Regions from separate parts of the Homo sapiens genome. Here region 1 is linked to region 2. The links are chromatin loops, found by intact Hi-C in ENCODE. Cell type or tissue: heart right ventricle. All regions are shown on one strand. Each heading gives the region's core, and the rest is flanking DNA. Links, peaks and the distances in the headings are about the cores only. Region 1 overlaps LINC01331 (long intergenic non-protein coding RNA 1331). Region 2 overlaps LINC01331 (long intergenic non-protein coding RNA 1331).

Evidence for each region. Peaks named below come from ENCODE experiments on the same cell type or tissue, not always from the same donor. Only the 100,000 strongest peaks of a DNase experiment are listed, where the experiment ranks them.
Region 1: a loop joins it to region 2, with 2.6 times the contacts of the local background. A loop is called at or near these places in 3 of 110 quality-filtered maps.

Annotation. Positions count from the first base shown.
Region 1 is chr5:74,428,980-74,438,740 of GRCh38, forward strand. All of the region lies in intron 2 of LINC01331 (long intergenic non-protein coding RNA 1331), which reads right to left. Among named protein-coding and RNA genes, the nearest start is that of LINC01331, 100 kb to the right of the region's middle. RefSeq lists an enhancer at 4,759-4,848. In heart right ventricle, for the core only: no CTCF peak of the experiment used is centred there; a DNase peak (open chromatin) is centred at 5,699; H3K4me3 peaks cover 1,080 bases; H3K27ac peaks cover 2,133 bases.
Region 2 is chr5:74,377,982-74,387,742 of GRCh38, forward strand. The region is part of intron 2 of LINC01331 (long intergenic non-protein coding RNA 1331); the gene reads right to left. Among named protein-coding and RNA genes, the nearest start is that of LINC01333, 61 kb to the left of the region's middle. In heart right ventricle, for the core only: no CTCF peak of the experiment used is centred there; a DNase peak (open chromatin) is centred at 5,422; H3K27ac peaks cover 4,083 bases.

The sequences.
Region 1 (9,761 bases), core at 1,164-9,163, 51 kb after region 2:
TGTTCCATAAAGGGTCCTTCCTGCTGGTTGATGTTTGACTCTGTGAAATATAAACAAGTTTCAACAAGAGGACAGAGAATTTGTAATCAACACACCTTGGCTCCTGTTCAGAACGACCATGCCTGTCACTTGATATTTTTGCAGGAAATGGATATTGGAAAGAAATATCACACTTCATTTAAAAGCAGAACAACAGATGTAGGGGCAATGGTGTCAATGAGAATCAGTTACGTATCTGATGAAAGTCTTTGTGAATCTCAAATAATAACAATATGGCAATCCTTTTACTTCTCTTTAGAATTCCCCAGGACCCTCCTCCAAACCCCCTCCCTATTTCATCTCTTCGTCACAGCCAGATGGCCTCAGCAGCTACTGTGCAGAGGACACCAACACTGTCCCTCACCAGCTACCTTCACATTCCTCCTTCCCACCTCGAAAACACTTTTACCCTCACTCAGCTCCTCTCCCTTTCCCTCAGTGACAACCCCTCTTTTTTGGATATCGTGCCTTTGCTCAGCTGGCTGCTTCCCCTTGATCTACTGGTACGTTGAAATCCCAACTACTCAGCATAGTGTGCAATGCAACTCATAAGTGCCTCCCAAGTCAATGCTACGCTTATAGTGTTCTCCAATCCAGCTGTGAAGCTCACTGAGATCCCCCCATTCCTTTGCACCCACTGTTTTCTCTGCCTGGAAGGCCATTCCTCCATTTTTTGCCAGAAAACTCCTAATCATCCCTCAAAGCCTAGCTCAGCATTGACCTCTGTGATGCTGTTCCCAACCATCGGCCATCTTCAGTGAAAGTTAATGATAGATAGAGGCAGACAAGGGTGGGTCCCTGGCGAAACCCCACCATCAAGCCAAAAAGCCTGAAACCCACAGCCTGAAGTGGGAACTTCTATCCCTGTTTGCCCACTCTCTCCTGATTGGTTCTTTCTGGCCTAGAACTCCTGACCTCAGGTGATCCACCCAACTCGGCCTTCCAGAATGCTAGGATTATAGGTGTGAGCCACTGCACCCAGTTGGTTCTTTCTGAATAATGTCTTTTTACCAATCAAATTTTGCCTTTTCCAAAACTACCTATGGCCTGCCCCACCTCCTATCCTGTGCCTATAAAGACCCCAGACTCAGTAGTAGAGAGGGAGAAGTGGCTTGACTGGAGAGAGGTGACTTGACTTCAGAGCGACGGCTAGACTTCAGAGGAGAGACAGCTTAACTTCAGAGAAGAGCCATGTGGAGACAGCCAGACTTCAGGGAAGATTACCTGCCCATCCTGTCCCCTCTCCAGCTATCCCCTCTCTACTGAGAGCCACTTCCATCACTAAAAAAAAAAAAAATTCTCTGCCTCCACCATCCTTCAAGTTTCCATGCAACCTAATTCTTCTTGGGCACTGGACAAGAGCTCAGGACCCACCAAGTGTGGGTACTCAAAAAAGGTTGTCACACTGGCCCTTTGCCCTTGCTGGCAGAGGACAGCCACCCAACGTGATGAGGCAAGGGGCCCACTGAGCTGATAACACACTGCTGTCCACAGATGGCAGAGCTAAGAGATCATCGTAACACACCCTCTGGGGCTTCGGCGGTCACAGGCATCCCCATCTGGGCACCACCATGGGGCCACATGGAACCTGCTCCTGCCAGCACCCAAAGCATCCAGCCAGATCCTGCACTCGCTTGCTAATGCACTCCCTCCTGCAAAAGGTTGAGCACAGTGGGCCTGGTAAATGGACCACCCCTGTAGCAAGTCCGATGAAGGGGTCAAAAAAAATTCCTGCATCATTAATACTCTCTGCCCTGTGTGGCAAGAGCCCCAGGCTTTCCTCTCCCAGAGCTTTTAACACATGACATTAGCCTTGTCTGTTCACCTCTCAGACTTCCTCAAAAAGTTCCCAGACTGAGAGCTCTTTAAGAGCAGAGATTGCTCCTTTTATGTCTAAATCCTCAGCACTTAGCACAGTCCTTACTAGTAGACACCCAATAAATGTTTGTTGAGTGATTGAAAGTCCAAATCTTTCTATTAAAAGAAAGAAATTAAAAAGAAAAAACGATCACTTTGCTGTCTTCTGGAACAGCTATCTAACCAAACTTCCCAAACCCAGTTGGCACCATGTACAAGCTGATTTCTGTTGCCAGCCTACCCCTGGATCTGCTTTATTGACCTCGATTATTTCCTCATCACTTAGCTAACTGACTGCTCCTCATTCCCCACTCTCCTTTCCCCCTCTGCAGCATCTGATGGCTTTATTTTTAAGTTTTGAGCTGGTCCATTTTCCTCTTCCACCATCTCATCCACCCTCTTTGTCTCAGCAATAATTTGTTTTCTCAGCTCCTCATTTGGTTATTTTCTAAAAGTGCTAGTCACAGCCACTCTCCAAAAGCTCTCAGTAGCTGGCTGATGGACCATTGGTCAATGGAAAGCAGCATCCTTACGCCAGTTTCTGGAAACTAGACAGCAATTAAATGAAGCAATGTGCATAAAGCACTTAGCAGTGCCTTAGACACTTACTGAGTGTTGTCATACCTCCATCCTGGGCAAACTGGCCTTCAAACTGGCCATCCCTCTTCCCATTTATCTTCGCTTGAATTCTGAGCACCACTGCTATAATGACATTCCTAATGCAGAGTGCCAATAAAAAGGAGGGGTTCCCAAATATCCATCCACAGCAAAATGAGAAAGATAAAAACAGTGCAGTGACCTTTCATCACATTACTTATATTCAACTCAAGGCTTTGCTCTTTATTGAGACTATGTACTTCTGCTTTCTGTGTTAAAATGCCCTTTTTATAATGAAACAATGGCAATTTTGTTTTGTTTCTTATTTCAGTATCTTTATTTGGGAAAATAGTTCACAACCATAAATGGCCTACATTTTGTATTTTGGAAACTATATTATCTAGTCTGTTACTCTGGATTTCTACAAGGGACCAAGTAATCCCATTCCTACATTCTTTTCACATTGATAAGAATGAAGAGTTTACTAACACATATAACATTTTAAAAGTAAGATATAGGCAGAGACCCCCCCAAAAAATGTTTATGATAGTAAAGACCTATTTGAGATGTTCACAGCCCTATTTCTTTTATATTTGTTTATTCACACATTTCAATGTCTTAATGGTTATTTGCCGTTAGTTTGCCTTTAGTTTTATAGGCACATGCATACTAATAGTGACTGTCATCAAACACATACACATACACACACACACACACACACACACACACTTTAAAGCAGGCAATTAATCATTTTCTCCCTCAAGACCGTATTTTACAGTCGGAAGCCAATTGTCAGCACATATGCTCCTAAATAAACTGACACACATACCAGCTAATAGATTAATTCGCATGAAGAAGGCGTCGTGGGAAGAAAACCTGTGTTCCCAGATTTCTCAGGCAGGTGCTCTGCCTGTTAACATAAAGATCAGTCCTCCTGGCTCCAACCCCTTAGGCAGTGTGCCCAAAATTACTTATGGTTTCTAACACAGTTGATGCCAATGCAGTTCTGCAATTGAGAGCCTGGTTTACACAACGTATCCTAAGAACAGCTCAGCTCAGGAGCAGCCAGTGTAGACTTTTTGTATGCTGGTGGGGGGGCGTTGGGGAGGAATTGTTTGTTTGTTTTGTCTCACATGTGGCTTTTCTAATAGAAGACAATCATGAAGCAATAATTCATGCCTTAATATTTCTTTGCAGCTATCACCCATTGTTCTTCATAGCCCTCCCATAAGTGGGTGATGTTATGGGTCCTGAGGAAATGGAGACCTATTGGGATGAATTTGTTCAGAAGAGAGAAGGCTTGCACACACGTGTGCATTCTCACAGGCACGCACTCTCTCGCACCACCCTCAGCACTCAGAGCTCTGCTAGTATCCCTTTCCCCTTTCTGACTTTGTATCTCTTAAGCCAGTCTTTTATCCCATGCACTGTGCCTCAGTGGAAAGTTCAGCTTCTCTATAAAACAACTTATTAAGGGAAGGATCACTATAGAGCTTCCTCAGAGCTCCAGAAAAGATAAGCTGACGGTCTGCTTTTCTTTTTCACCAAATCACCCTTCTCAGAGTATTAATGCAAAGAATAGCATGGAGGAGTGGGGAAGGAGGTAGGAGAACATATACATGACACAATTATTAGACTTCCAAAATCCTGTAAAAAAAAAATCTATCAATAGTATTCTGTGTTAGTTTTAGCTTTCTTAAATAAGCATCATCCATGCTCTTTTCCAAACAGGATTCACAAAAATGCTAAATGCATTTGCTGCAGACCAGTTCTGGGTCCTCAATGAAGAGTGGTTGGCAGTCAGGCTAGGGCTGCTCCTGGGAAATGCTGGAAGGGCCGGATGCTCCCCTGAGGAGTCTGTTCCCCCAGATCAGCCTAGAGGTCCAGTAGAATGGTTGCGTCCCAGCAGGATGTGACTCTTTGTTCTACCTATTCCTCTATTGTGACCCTTCAAAAATCCTACCTGTTTTCAAAGACATCATCCTCATTGTTCGTAACCCCCACCACCAACAACAAAAAAGCCAGATTGAGGCACCCGCTGACAAAGCAACTCTCTTGTTCTGGCACCTTAAGAAGGAAATGAGTTTACTTCCCTTCTGTAACTGAAGCAAAGCCTTCCCTCCCCGCTGTGGATATGGTACCACTCTGTAGCACGTTTCCTTCAGAGAGTCAGCTTTTCTGAACAATGACCCAACTGTTTGTACAGTATGGGAAACTATCTCTTGATAGAGTTTGGTGCACACCCTCCTACGAACCCAGACATGCACAAAAGTTCCACATTTCACCACAGGAAGTAAGACTGGTCAGGCTTCAGGCATCATTAATCATTTTGAAGTGATTATTCTTAAAAAGAAAAAAAAAAAAAACAGGGATGCAGCTTGAGTTAAGTCATGCCCAATAAAAATCAGCACTTCTCCTCAAAATTACATTTCTCTACTTCCGTGTGGAAAGTTAAGAGCTCCCTGTACTGACAAGAGCTGGGGTGAAATCGAGAATCTTCGTCTCTTTAATTGGAGCACAGACAAATACTTGGGATCTGACATGGTCAGATGGGGAAGAGGTGGGTGGAGTTTTACTTCCTTTGCCTTTCGGCTCAGAAATACACACATTTAGGAGGAAGATAAAGCAAGAACAATTTGGGATTTTGTTCCGGGAACTTCATTTTCCCCCATTGAAATGCCATTAAACAAAGCTTAGGACAATCCTGCTACGTGCACTCATTTAGCCACGGGAACTATGGAGTGCCCCACCCCCCATCCCCATCACTGAGGCCCTGCAGCCCAGCAGGCAAGGGCCAGAGAACAATTTAATTCCCCAGATAGGCTGCCCCACACAGAGGTTCCTCATCAAGGGAGTAGCACCAGCCCACTCTGCAAATCTGTTCACCCTGCAGGAAACACCTCCTTGTCTGCTTCTTTGAAGTAAAACTGTTTCTCTAGCATGGGAAAAGGGATAAGTAGAAAATGAAATCTCCAACTCTGTCTTTCCTGAAAGATTACATTTCCTGCTATCCTGGTTCAGGAGGAAATTCACTTACATAAAATTAGATTAATTTTCTTTCTGACGTCACCTGGTCTACCAGAAGCATCTTTTGTCCATTGCCTCTTTTTGAAACCTTGGCCATGTCCCCAGTCCTCAGTCATTCCTTAATCAGAACATCTGGTTCTCAAGTCAAGATTAAAAATCATAAAATAAAGGCAGAAAAGAGGCTGCCTCTTCTGTCCTTGTTCCGCATTGCCTCCTTCACCCTAGTCTTGCATAATCACTATGTAGATGCCAGCCCAGAAGGCAGCATCATCTTCACTTCCTTCCTCATCAGCCAACTGCTACATATCCCAGCTAAGCCCTAGTATTTGTTTTAATTTAAAGGGTTAAAGTGGAAAAGAAGAGAATCAACAAACTTTATTTTAGTACTCTAATCTACCTATTTTAAAATGTAATACATGTTATTAAATAGATTTGGGCTTGGGTTGTTTTTTTTTTTCCCAGAGTTTAGTTGCTTAAACTCATTTTGTATCTACCCAAGTGGATCCTTTTAAAAATCTGCTAGGAGTCAGATTGAAAATGACTGACAGAAAGCCTGAGCAGGGTGAGAAATGGGTTCACATGGGATGGTGGCCTGGCATGGGGTTTGGAGCCCAAGCCAGGTAAGTGGGGTATCCACAGGGAGACATAAGCCAGAGTGCAAATGCAGCAAGGAAGGAGCTGGGAGTATGAGGTGTTGGAATCCAGGCAGCTACAATAGAAGAGGAGCTGCAAGGAGTAGGGGGCAGCAACAGAGCTGGGAGATGGGTTACATATAGGAGGATGGATCAGTTAAGTAGATATTTTAGGGATAACAGAAAGGGAGAAAATTAGAATGAACCCTGTGTATTGTTGCATTGGAATTGGATATTGATGTGAATGAATAGTTTTCAATATACATACATAAATATAGAAATAAATATAGTTCTGTCCATGGCTAGGACCTGGGAGCAATGACATCACAGTGGCAATGAGCGCACCTAGTGCCCAGATATTCACAGTATTCTAAATACTCTTCTCCACTAAAGGAAATTCAGGCTACTTAGAGAAACAGCTGATTTCAAACCTGGAAGAAAGTGTAAGATGAGTACAACTTCTCATCATGCCAAAAAGCAAGGAAGATGAGGTAGAAATAAACAAGAGTTTATGTGATGAATTACGTTTATTGATTTGCGTATGTTGAACCAGCCTTTCATCCCAGGGTGAAGCCGACTTGATCGTGGTGGATAAGCTTTTTGATGTGCTGCTGGATTCGGTTTGCCAGAATCTTATTGAGGATTTTCGCATCAATGTTCATCAGGGATATTGGCCTGAAATTTTCTTTTTTTGTTGTGTCTCTGCCATGTTTTGGTATCAGGACAATGCTGGCCTCATAAAATGAGTTTGCAAGGAGTCCCTCTTTTTCTATTATTTGGAATCATTTTAGAAGGAATGATACCCAGCCCCTCTTTGTACCTCTGGTAGAATTTGACTGTGAATCCATCTGGTCCTGGACTTTTTTTTGGTTGATAAGCTGTTGTTTACTGCCTCAATTTCAGAACTTGTTATTGGTCTATTCAGGGATTCGATGTCTTCCTAGTTTAGTATTGGGAGGGTGCAAACAGAACCAATGACAAAAACCACATGATTATCTCAATAGATGCAGAAAAGGCCTTCGATAAAATTCAACACCCCTTCATGCTAAAAACTCTCAATAAATTAGGTATCGATGGAACGTATCTCAAAATAATAAGAGCCATTTACTACAAACCCACAGCCAATATCATACTAAATGGGCACAAGCTGGAAGCATTTCCTTTGAAAACCGGCACAAGACAAGGATGCCCTCTCTCACCACTCCTATTCAACATAGTATTGGAAGTTCTGGCCAGGGCAATCAGGCAAGAGAAAGAAATAAAGGGTATTCAAATAGGAAGAGAGGAAGTCAAATTGTCTCTGTTTGCAGATGACATGATTGTATATTTAGAAAACACCATCGTCTCAACCTCAAGTCTCCTTAAACTGATAAGCAACTTCAGCAAAGTCTCAGGACACAAAATCAATGTGCAAAAATCACAAGCATTCCTATACACCAATAATAGACAAACCAAGAGCCAAATCATGAGTGAACTCCCATTCACAATTGCTACAAAGAGTAAAATACCTAGGAATACAACTTACAAGGGATGTGGAAGGCCTCTTCAAGGGGAACTACAAACCACTGCTCAAGGAAACAAGAAAAGACACAAACAAATGGAAAAACAGTCATGCTCATGGATAGAAAGAATCAATATAGTGAAAACGGCCATACTGTCTAAAGTAATTTATAGATTCAATGCTATCCCCCAACAAGCTACCATTGACTTTCTTCACAGAACTAGAAAAAACTGCTTTAAATTTCATATGGAACCAAAAAAGAGCCCATATAGTCAAGACAATCTTAAGCAAAAAGAACAAAGTTGGGGCATCACACTACCTGACTTCAAAGTATACTACAAGGCTACAGTAACCAAAACAGCATGGTACTGGTACCAAAAAAGATATATAGACCAATGGAACAGAAGAGAGGCCTCAGAAATAATGCCACACATCTACAACTATCTGATCTTCAACAAACCTGACAAAAACAAGCAATGGGGAAAGGATTCCCTGCTTAATAAATGGTGCTGGGAAAACTGGCTAGCCATATGCAGAAAACTGAAAATGGACCCCTTCCTTACACCTTATACAAAAATTAATTCAAGATGGATTGAAAACTTACATGTAAAACCTAAAACCATGAAAACCCTAGGAGAAAATCTGGGCAATATCATTCGGGACATAGGCATGGGCAAAGACTCCATGACTAAAACACCAAAAACAACGACAACAAAAGCCAAAATTGACAATGGGATCTAATTAAACTAAAGAACTTCTGCATGGCAAAAAAAACTATCATCAGAGCAAACAGGGAACCTACTGAATGGGAGAAAATGTTTGCAATCTATCCATCTGACAAAGGGCTAATATCCAGAATCTACCAAGAACTTAAACAAATTTGCAAGAAAAAAACAGCCCCATCAAAAAGTGGGTGAAGGATATGAACAGACACTTCTCAAAAGAAGACATTTATGCAGCCCACAAACATTAAAAAAGCTCATAATCACTGTTCATCAGAGAAATGCAAATCAAAACCACAATGAGATACCATCCCACGCCAGTTAGAATGGCGATCATTAAAAAGTCAGGATATAACAGATGCTGAAGAGGATGTGAAAAAATAGGAAGGCTTTTACACTGTTGGTGGGAGTGTAAATTAGTTCAACCACTGTGGAAGACAGTGTGGCAATTCCTTAAGGATCTAGAACCAGAAATACCATTTGACCTAGCAATCCCATTACTGAGTATATATAAAGGATTATAAATCATTCTACTATAAAGACACATGTACATGAACGTTTATTGTAACACTGTTAACAATAGCAAAGACTTGGAACAAACCCAAATGCCCATCAATGATAGACTGGATGAAGAAAATGTGACACATATACATCATGGAATACTATGCAGCCATAAAAAAGGATGAGTTCATGTCCTTTGCAGGGACATGGATAAAGCTGGAAGCCATCATTCTCAGTAAACTAACACAGAAACAGAAAACCAAGCACCACATGTTCTCACTCATCAGTGGGAGTTGAACAATGAGAACACATGGACACAGGGAGGGGAACATCACACACCAGGGCCTATCAGGGGGTAGGGCGGTAGGGGATGGATAGCATTAGGAGAAATACCTAATGTAGATGACAGGTTGATGGGTGCAGCAAACCACCATGGCACATGTGTACCTATGTAACAAACCTGCACATTCTGCACATGTTTCCCAGAACTTAAAGTATAATTTTTAAGAAAAAAGAAATAAATAAACAAGAATGAGGTAGAAATGCCAAGAGGACACAGAGGCCCGCTTGACTAGTCTCCACTGGCCAAATCAGGGATAATTTGAGCATCAAAAAATTATAATAGCAACAGATTATAACCCATTGAATAAAATAGTCTATTCTGAAATGAATAAACAAACAAATTGAAAGCTTGATGAGGAACAGAATATTTACATAGTTTCAAAATACCTCTCCCACAAAATGCTTATAAATTACAAAAGAGAAAAGAATAGCTTTGCAGTGGGGAAGCCTGGCACACACTATCCTAATCAAGTGATCACAATGACCAACATTAGCTGAGAACAATGTAAAATCTTGTGCTATCTGTTAAGACACCATGAATAG
Region 2 (9,761 bases), core at 899-8,898:
AGCAAACAGATGACCATGTGTTTGAAAGGAAGAGAAAACAGAAAGATTTTAATAAAAATAAATAGGTTTATTTAAGGTTTAAATAAAATAAAAGCTTTTTTTTATTTTTTTACATCTCCCAAGTCTCCATCATTCACAGAAAGATAATTTCTACATTAAATTTGAACCAAACTGAAAGGCAGACTAGATAATCTTTAAGGCAAAGTAGCTATATCATTTTTGTCCCAACTGAGCACTTTTGAGAGAAAAGAAGTGATAATAATTACACCGAGACAGGGGCTTTCAGGTTAAACTGAAATGTATGGTCATCCTACTCTAGGGTCTCTTCCAACTCTTTGACACTAACTAACCTCTATGTTCCTCAACCTTAAGTGTTTAATCCTTGCTTCGGGGGCTAAACTGTTTCAGCACCTACCTTTGACTGGCTTAATTAAAATGGTCAGACATTCTGGTGTATAACAATCTTTCTTTGAATGGCTGAAGCAGAGAGGAGGAGAAATGCCAAATTCCCCCAATAATTGGTCCTTGGAGAAAAGAGAGAAGTGAGCACAGGTAATTGGAAGCCTACAAGGTACATGGCACTGGCAACCCCAGAATTATTTTGAGCTGCAGTTAGCAGCATACCTAGGTGATTACTACTTGGATATTTCAGTGTTTCCCAAGTGTAGCTGGAATGTGTGGCTCTGATTGGTTTTCCAGCTGGAAATGTTACAGAAACAGGAAGATTTCTGCTTTCAAGTGTCTTGTTGCATCCTGCCTCTGCTTGGCAGAAGCTCTGGTCTGACAGTCATGTACATCTCTTCCGCTGTGCTTTAGGATGGACATGAGTAATTTAGGGTGAGCTACAGCAACACTCACAGAATCACCCCCACAACAAAAAAGGCCACCCCCAAATACACCCTGTGTGGTTTTACTATGGACAATCACAGGGCCATCAGCTGGAAACAGGTGGTAGAGAAGATTTTAAAGGTAGGCTTTTGTAGATACCCATTGATGTGATATGATTTTTTCAGGGTCCCTGCCTTTTCTGAATATCTCTTCATTGGCCTCTCAAAAGTACCATGGGCTAAGGCATCATGCTCTTATATTTCCTATTGGAATGCATAAGCATTTTATCCTAGAAGTAAGACAGGAATTGACTTGTGATCAATAGTGTTTATATTCCTGCACCCAGATTAGAAACTCTCCCAGGGCAGAGAGTCTTTTTATATTTTTGTGTGTTCTCAGGGCTTGGCAAAGAGTAGGGGGTAATGGTGGTGGTATAATAGTGTTGATAGTAATCATCATAATGGCTATCTTTTTTTAAAAGAGAAGTTGTTTATTATAAACAGAAAGGGCAGGGCTTCCAAGAGAAGTTAGGAGAATTTTGAGAGGGAAAGAAACCTTGTAATGACCCACAGATGCCATCAAATGCGGACCCAGTTAGGACTGCACAGCAAATAATTTTGAGCAGCTGGAAAGCACCGGGTCTATGAATGAGACTTAGTCTATTTCTGCTACTACAACAAAATACCTTAGACTTGGTAATTTATAAAAAACAGAAATTTGTTTCTTACAGTTCTGGAGGCTGGGGAGTCCAAGATAAAAACACCAGCATTTGCTGTCTGGTAAGTGCCTTTTTGCTGCAAACTCACGTGGCAGAAAGAGCAAATGCTGTGTTCTCACATGATGGAAGGACGAAAAGGGACAAACAGATTCCCTTAAGCCCTTGTATAAGGGCACGAATCCCATTCATGAGGGCAGAGTCTTCATGATCTAATCACCTCCTAAAGGCCCCACCCTTAATATTATTGCAGTAGGAATTCATTCTCAAATTGAAGTTTGGAGGGAGAAAGGGAAAGATCTAAAGTAGATTAGAAGCCTCTGAAACAAATTAAATAGAGCTGAAGACAAACCATGCCTGGTTAGAAGTTTTACCTAAAGCTTGGGAAACAAACAGAGAGAACAAAGGTGACCCTATACCTGAACAGAGAACCAGGTCACATTCCCAGAAACCAAGAAGATGAGCTCTTTCTAGAGAGGTTTGTGTGTCAATTAATGGGTGATTGATTTAAACTGCAAGGAGAGATCATGTGTTCTAAGGCATCCTTATTAAACTCTGGCAATTGAGCAGCAGGGAAGAACAAAATGTGCAGATTATCTAAAAGCTAAATGGTGATAGCTTCAACTCTTTGTACCTTCAAGAAAGCCAGTACTTTGAAGTTGTTGTAGCATCAATCCAGCATCAAGCTCCTCACCACAGTCAAAATCAGAGAATGTATTCTGTTTTTACAGGGCAGCAAAATAGATATTTCACAGCGACTCTTGACTTGTTAAACTAGCCTCATCTCTAAGCTTTCCAAATAACAGCCAATAAGACGGCAACAACAAAAGCTCCTGGAATGAAACCAAACTATTGTTTGAGGAGCAATGTCCAGGCCTGGACACCTCCCTGGGTACTGAGCTGATAAGGACAGTAGTAACGAGGCAGCTTTCATATTAAGTATCAGCCAGGGCAGGTACATTCTAGGGGTCCAACGCACTTCCCAGGTGCCCAGAAGCACACCTTCAAGCAACTTGAAATAGGTAGGTACCCTGGGGACCTGAGTACTGCTGGCAGACTAGCGAAGCTCCAGAAATAGAACACGTGCAGGCTTCTTTCTAGCAAAGGTTATGGGTTGTCCAGAAAATCCAGCAGGCAAGGTAAGAATAACTTGGCATAACAGGTGCTGTGGGCAGTTACAAACTGAAGAATAACCTACATATGAGTGTCTACTGAAGAAAGCACAATGTACCTCCCTCCTGATGGACCAGAGATGTTACCATCTTCATGAAGGATGCCAATAGCTAATAAGCATCACTAAACACTGCTTTTTCCAATAGAAAACACTGTACTAGGAGCCAGGAGACTTTGGCTGCAGTCCCCACTTTGCCACCAACTTGCCCTGTGAGCCTGGACAAGTTACTTTTCTCTTAATTTCCATGCCCGAGCAGTGAGTTAATGATACCTTCCTTTCCGGCTCCAATTAAGTATTGATGACAGGGCTGGGTGCAGTGGTTCATGCCTATGATCCCAGCACTTTGGGAGGCCAAGGTGGGAGGAACACCTGAGGTCAGGTGTTGGAGACCAGCCTGGCCAACATGGCAAAACCCTGTCTCTACTAAACATACAAAATTAGCTGGGTATGGTGGTGGGATCCTGTAATCCCAGCTCTCGGGAGGCTGAGGCAGGAGAATCACTTGAACCCGGGAGGTGGACACACCTTTGTACTCCAGCTTGGGCAACAAGAGTGAAACTCTGTATCAAAAAAAAAAAAAAAAAGTCTTGATCACAGGAGTATTGAATGAAATAATGTCTGTGAAAATTAGACAGTAGAATTCAAATGTAAGTCATTGTTATAATTCAACTGAAGACAGTTTTGTAGGATAAAAGCTAAACTAGTGGACCAGGTGCAGTGGCTCACACCTCTAATCCTAGCACTTTAGGAGGCCAAGGCCAGTGGATCGCTTGGCCCCAGGAGATTGAGACCCGCCTGGGCAACATGATGAAACCCCGGCTCAAAAAAAAATACACACAAAAAAAATTGGCCAAGCATGGTGGCACATGCCTGTGGTCCCAGCTACTCCAGAGGGTGAGGTGGGAGGATCATCTGAGACAGGGAGGTCAAGGCTGCAGTGAGCCAGGATTGTGCCACTGCACTCCAGCCTGGGTGACAGAGTGAGACCCTGTTTAGGAAACAAACAAACAACTAAACTAAATAATAGTGTTATATGTTGAAAGAGGCAAAACAGAAAATCCTTGCAAATGTTTCTCAACTAAGAAGACAACTTCAAATCATTTGTCTTCTAAATAGTACCTAATGCCATGAAAAGAGCCTGCCAATGCCTTCCAAACAATCCTATTTATCACTTGAAAACTCAGGCGATGTGGCTGGAATTGATGAGACTGTTTACTCTATGATTTCCATCCCTACCTTCCCTCCCTAATACGGTACACAGAAGTGGGTGAGTGTAACTCCTGGCAAATGAATAGACAGGAGTGCCAAATCCCAGGACCAGCTACTATCCCCTCACCTCCATTCCCCTGTCCCAGAATCATACAGACTCTGAAACTTGCGTGTTTTCCTATAATCTTCAACATGTGCACTCATTTCTACTCCTCCTTTCATAATTGAGTAGTGAAGAAGATAATTTATAAACACTCATGCCTCCATGGCTCCAAAAAGAAATTTGAAGTTCCAAAGAGGCATGGAGGCAGAACGTATTTAAACATAACCAGGGGGTGGTGGTAGAAAGCTGCAGGCCTCAGAAGGAATTTACTTGAGACTATGTGGGCTCTGCCTCTACAAAGTCCAGCTGCTGTGAACTATTCATTTGTTGGCAGAATTTGCACTGAGTCCATGGGACAAACATTTTCTCTCTAGAAGTTTCCCTGGATTATCTCTTCAGGCTTTATCATCCATTTATAAGATTAAAAATCATATCACATAAAACTTGACTCTAGAAATATGAAACTAACCAATGTTGTTTTTCAAAAGTTCTCTGAAAAATAAAATGGATTATGCAGGAAAATTTTGTAAATGGAAAATATTGCATATTCAGAGTTTGAGGCAATCCAGGACATTTTAAGCCAGAAAGCAGATGGAATAAGAGCAATATAAATTACTGTAACTGTATTTTGCCAATTGCAAAGTGACTCTAATGCCAAACAGAACTTCTTCTCCCCAACTTGTTGACTGCATACGTATTTGTTTTTAATTTACACTTGGTAGAGTTTGGTGAGATGTTTGGAGTTCGAATGATAGAATCTACAGGTCTAGGGAACACCAAATCTAGCCAAACCACCCACAGAGTATCCAATTAAGGAAACAAGCACATAATGTACAAAAAGGTATTTTCAGTGAAAAATAATATTCATGCATGTTATATAAGCCAATTAACAAAAACTGTGCCTGTAGCAATTTTTAAGGAATGTCTTACAAATAGGAAGTACGTTAAATACTGAACAGAAGGACAAAACTTCATCAGCAGTCCTTCCTGGCCTTGGTGCTCTCAACATGATCTCCAGCCTGTCTCTTAGATGTCTTGGCAGCTTCCCAAAGGAAGAGTCTTGGCCTCTGGTCGTCAGACTCAGAGAATCCTGACTTTAATCCTGACTCAATTCACTCTAGACCATCAATTCAGGGCTCAGTAAGATTTGTCCAAATTACCCTGACTGGAGTCAAATAACGCAGTCCTGTGAGAATCTAACCAGCTAATTTTTGAAAGAGGAGGGAGAGGTTGACACAGATTTTTCACTGCAGTGCAAATTGTAGTAAAGGGACAATCTGATGACTTCTTGGTGAATCTGTCTCTGCTTCATATTCCAGTAAGGTGCTCGGGCCTTGAGCCATTTCCTTGGGCTAGGTTTGAGCTAGGATGTGATTTCATCAACAGGCTATTTTTAACCAAGGCAGCCTAGAAACCAGCCTCAGGGGACTCGTGCTGAGATAAATTCACACAAATCACTCCCCAGCCCACTGACCAGCAAGACTCCTGCTTGGACAAGAAATCTTGCTCCATAGCCTAAATTATGACAGCCTTGAATTTTCAAAGCCCAAATTTTCAATGACAAGCCACTTTAGAGTCTGAATGATAAGAATGGAATGAAGATTTCCCCTGCATCTGCAGTCTCTCCTCCCAACCACATAAATACAGGGTAGCACAGAACTGCATATTCATGATAAAACAAACAGGCACTACAAGGTGTTTGCTGCATTCTTACATTTTTTTTAATAGGCAAGACCTCTTTACTCTTTTACCTCTGCCCCAAACACATCTTCATACCCCCTTGCCCAGTTTCAAATCTCATGCACTGCCACTATCGGGTAGAAAGACTCAGGAATCAGCATCTGGAAATACATTAATTTTGCATGAAAATGGAGGATGATAGCAGAAATTACAAAGAGACTACACACTAGAAGCATCTGTTCATTACAGCATTTTAACGTGCAATTATGGAACAGCATGAAGCAGGGTGGATGAGGAGGAGAAGGAGGGTGCCCAGGGAAGGCGCCCTCCACCCCAGGTGTGAAGAGGGCAGGCAACTTTGGAGGGAGCTGGAAGAGACAAACCAGGGAAATGAAACTGGCTTAACTCACTCAGATGTGGAAGAGCATATGCCCTGATAATGCAGGTGAGGTGAGAGGAATTAGAACTCCCCGTCCCTAGGAAGCGCAGCGTCGGCCTTCATTCAGATCTCTACAGCAGTGAGAAAGGATGCAAGGACTATTCTTCTGGAATCCCAGGAAGGAAGACTGGAAAGACAACACATCTGACCCAGTACCCATGTGCAAGCACTCGGTCTGTGCCAAGCAAATGCAAAGATGCAGACTTTCATACAATCATACACTGTGATCATTTATCAATCTCCTTGAGGATTCATAGTCAACACAATGGCATAGTTTACCACAGGCCTCTGCCCTTCAGAACTCAACCAGTCTCTTGGCAGCTGCTTCTAGAATGGGGGTTGGGGGTGCAGTCCACCACGAGAGCTTTGAGGCAACTGGGCAGCTTCAGGCACCTCACGGCTTCTCCTTCTGAGATAATTCCCACCACAACAAACCTGTATGCCTACAGGAGTGGCGAAGGTAGCCACCATCCCAGAAATAAATGGTGCATACCATCGGGGTTAAACCCAGTGCTGAAGATTTGTAAATTCCATTTCCTGCAAAGTTTCTGGGGGAGAAAAGTGGGTGGGGCTGTAGAGTGCAAACATAACAACATTCACGTACCTCAGAGGACGGTGGAAAGAAATGGCTAATAAAAATTATTACAAATCACTTCACACACATAAAGTGCTTTATAATAAATACTAATACTTTAATTCCACACTGCTCGTTTCTAGATTTTAAGAGTCAAGCTGAAAGAGTAAAAGTAGTAAGCTTCATATTCTGTCGTTTTCTAGTTTTAAGCAAAGGAAGAAAGGAAGGAAAGAGAAAGAAAGCCCAAGAAGTCAACTTTTCAGTTGCTGCTTATGTAACAGGAGCCTGTGAACTGCACCAGAAATTAATTGAAGGAAAAGTAACTGTAGGGGAATTGCTTGGAGAACTGCCAGAAGGGTTTTAACAGCTGGAAGTTGAAAAGTGATTAATTTTGACAGCAATAAAAGCCTCATGTTCATACATAATTATGCTTAGATTTGTGGGCTGCTGGAATTTTTTCTATGCGCTATTAACCTTTTGCTGTCCAAATTGGAATTTAGATACCTTAAATGAGTCTTGATTTTTAAATTGAATAATAATTTGCTTTCCATGGTATTGAGTCATCTCAAGACATGGAAAGTTTCAGGGGAAACACAGTAGAATAACAAGCAGGTAGGAAATAGCTTCACATATCCTTCTGAGTATTTTTGAAACTTAATAGAAATAAAGGCATCTCATTTTGCCCTATGCAGGAACAACAACAACAGCAACAACAATAAAGCATTTAGGAAAAAGCATTCAGAACAAGCAGGACAAGATACTGAAGCAACGGTATGTTGTCAACTCTACAATTCAGCTGAATTCATAGCACTAGGAAATAGAGATAACACTGTAAGAAGATATTCATTATGGTTTAAAGGTCCCCTCTAAAATTCATGTTGAAAACTTAATCCCGAATGTGGCAGTATTGAGAGGTGACCCCTTTAAAAGGTGATTGGAGCATGAGGGTAGAGCCATTCGTGCATTAATGGATTTTCAGGTTAATGGATTAATGGGTTATTATGGGAGTAGGACTGGTGGTTTTATAGAAAGAGGAAGAGAGACGTGAGCCAGCATGCTCAGCGCCTTCACCATGTGATGCCCTGTGCCACCTTGGAACTCTGCAGGGTCTCAGCAAGAAGGCTCTCACCAGATATAACCCCTCAACCTTGGACTTCCCCATCTTCGGAACTATAAAAAATTAATTGTGTTTCTTATAAATTATCCAGTCTCAGATATTCTTTTATGAGCAAAAGAAAGTGGACTAAGAAAATATAATGCTACATTCAAAAATATTGACTAGCATAGGATTAAACTGAGTTCTAGAACTCCAGTACGGCTAATTAGCTACAAAAGCTTAAACACATCACTTAATTTCTCTGTGACTTCTCTGTTTCCTGCATAGGAAGAGAGGGCTGGAGTAGATAATTTAGAAGATCACACTCACTCTAAAATCCAATTATTTTAAATAATCTGTTTTGGGATTAGCCATATTCTGACTTTTTTTCTCTTAGTCACCTTTACTATTCTTATATCAACCAGTTTGACCAGATAGAGTGAAATCTTGGTAATATAAAATATTTTCAAAATAATTAGAAATAGCTAATATTTAGTAACAATAATTGCAGTTTGCAAAGCACTATTCTAAGAACTTTATAAATATTTGATGTATATACCTATATATCTATAATATTATATGTCAATCCTCACAACCATCATATCAGAGAGGATTGTTATCCTATTATTACAAGTATTACTATTTTTCCCACTTTACAGAAACTGAAACAGTAGAGTGGTTACATGACTTCCCAAAGTCGATTAATACCAAGTGGGAATGCAAAGATTTGGGGAGTTTCCTATTATTCCTAAGAAAATATATGTTATTGTAGACACAGTAAATTTATGTCATGAATGGTGGAACAGAAATAAGAACAATGAACCTGAACTCAAAAGAACTAGATTTAGCCTTGGCCCTTTCATTTTCTGCACTGTTACCTTGAACAGTTCAACTTTCCATTCCAGTTTCCTTACTTGTAAAGTACAGGAGTCATCTAAATCAGTGGCTCTCAAGATGTGGTAGCCAAACCAGTGACATCGCTATTATATGGGAACTGGTTAGCAATGCAAATTCTTGGATCCAACCCAATTAAGTTCTTAATTCTCGGATAGGTCCCAGACCTACCAAATTATAGTTCCTGGGCATTAGGGTCCAGCAGTCTCTATTTTGACAAGCCCACCAGGTGATCACAATGCATGCTAAAGTTTGGAAACCAGTGGCCTAGGTGATCACTAAATTACCTTCTGATTCTCACATTCTGTGATTCCATCTCTGACTGTCTGGTTTCAGGTCGTTGAATTTCAAACTGATGTGGTTTTGCTCTATTTAAATACCTCTTCCCTGATTCTTTGTGCCAGAGGATGGGATACCTAATGTTGGCTCACTGGAATGATTTTTTCTTTAGTCATCATCTGAGCATTGCAGAAGAATGAGGTTACTGTGAATGCTTTCTTACCTCAAGCAAAAGTATAAGATTGAATTCCAAAGCCAGAGCCTCAACAGAATCTGAGTTCTTAATCCAATGCCATGCCCCACATGGGGGCTTAATAAATCCTTGTTGCTGCCTGAGGCAAACGACATCCAAGCTATGATTAGCAGCCTGAAGGAGCTGGCATGTGTTTGCTCCCATATTCCCAAATGTGCCAAAATCAGACCTGCCTGTCTCCTCCAAGTCAAGAGGGAGGCACCTATGGATAGAATGTCCAATTTACCTCTTAATTTAATGCTCCCATTGCCATAGTGTTACCTGACAAATACAACTCACTTGAAATCAGAAGCCTGGACAAACAAACAATTCCAAAGGTATTCACATTTATTTGAGGCCCGATTTTAAATGGGCCTTCACCTTGTTCTCTTTCAGTAACCACCTGCTCTTCAGCAGTGGCAGAGGAACACCTCCAGGTTTCAGGGCCAACCATGATATGAATGCCCAATGCCTCATACTTAATAAACCCTCCTGTAAAAGCAGAACACCAGGTGACTGCATACCATGATATACAATA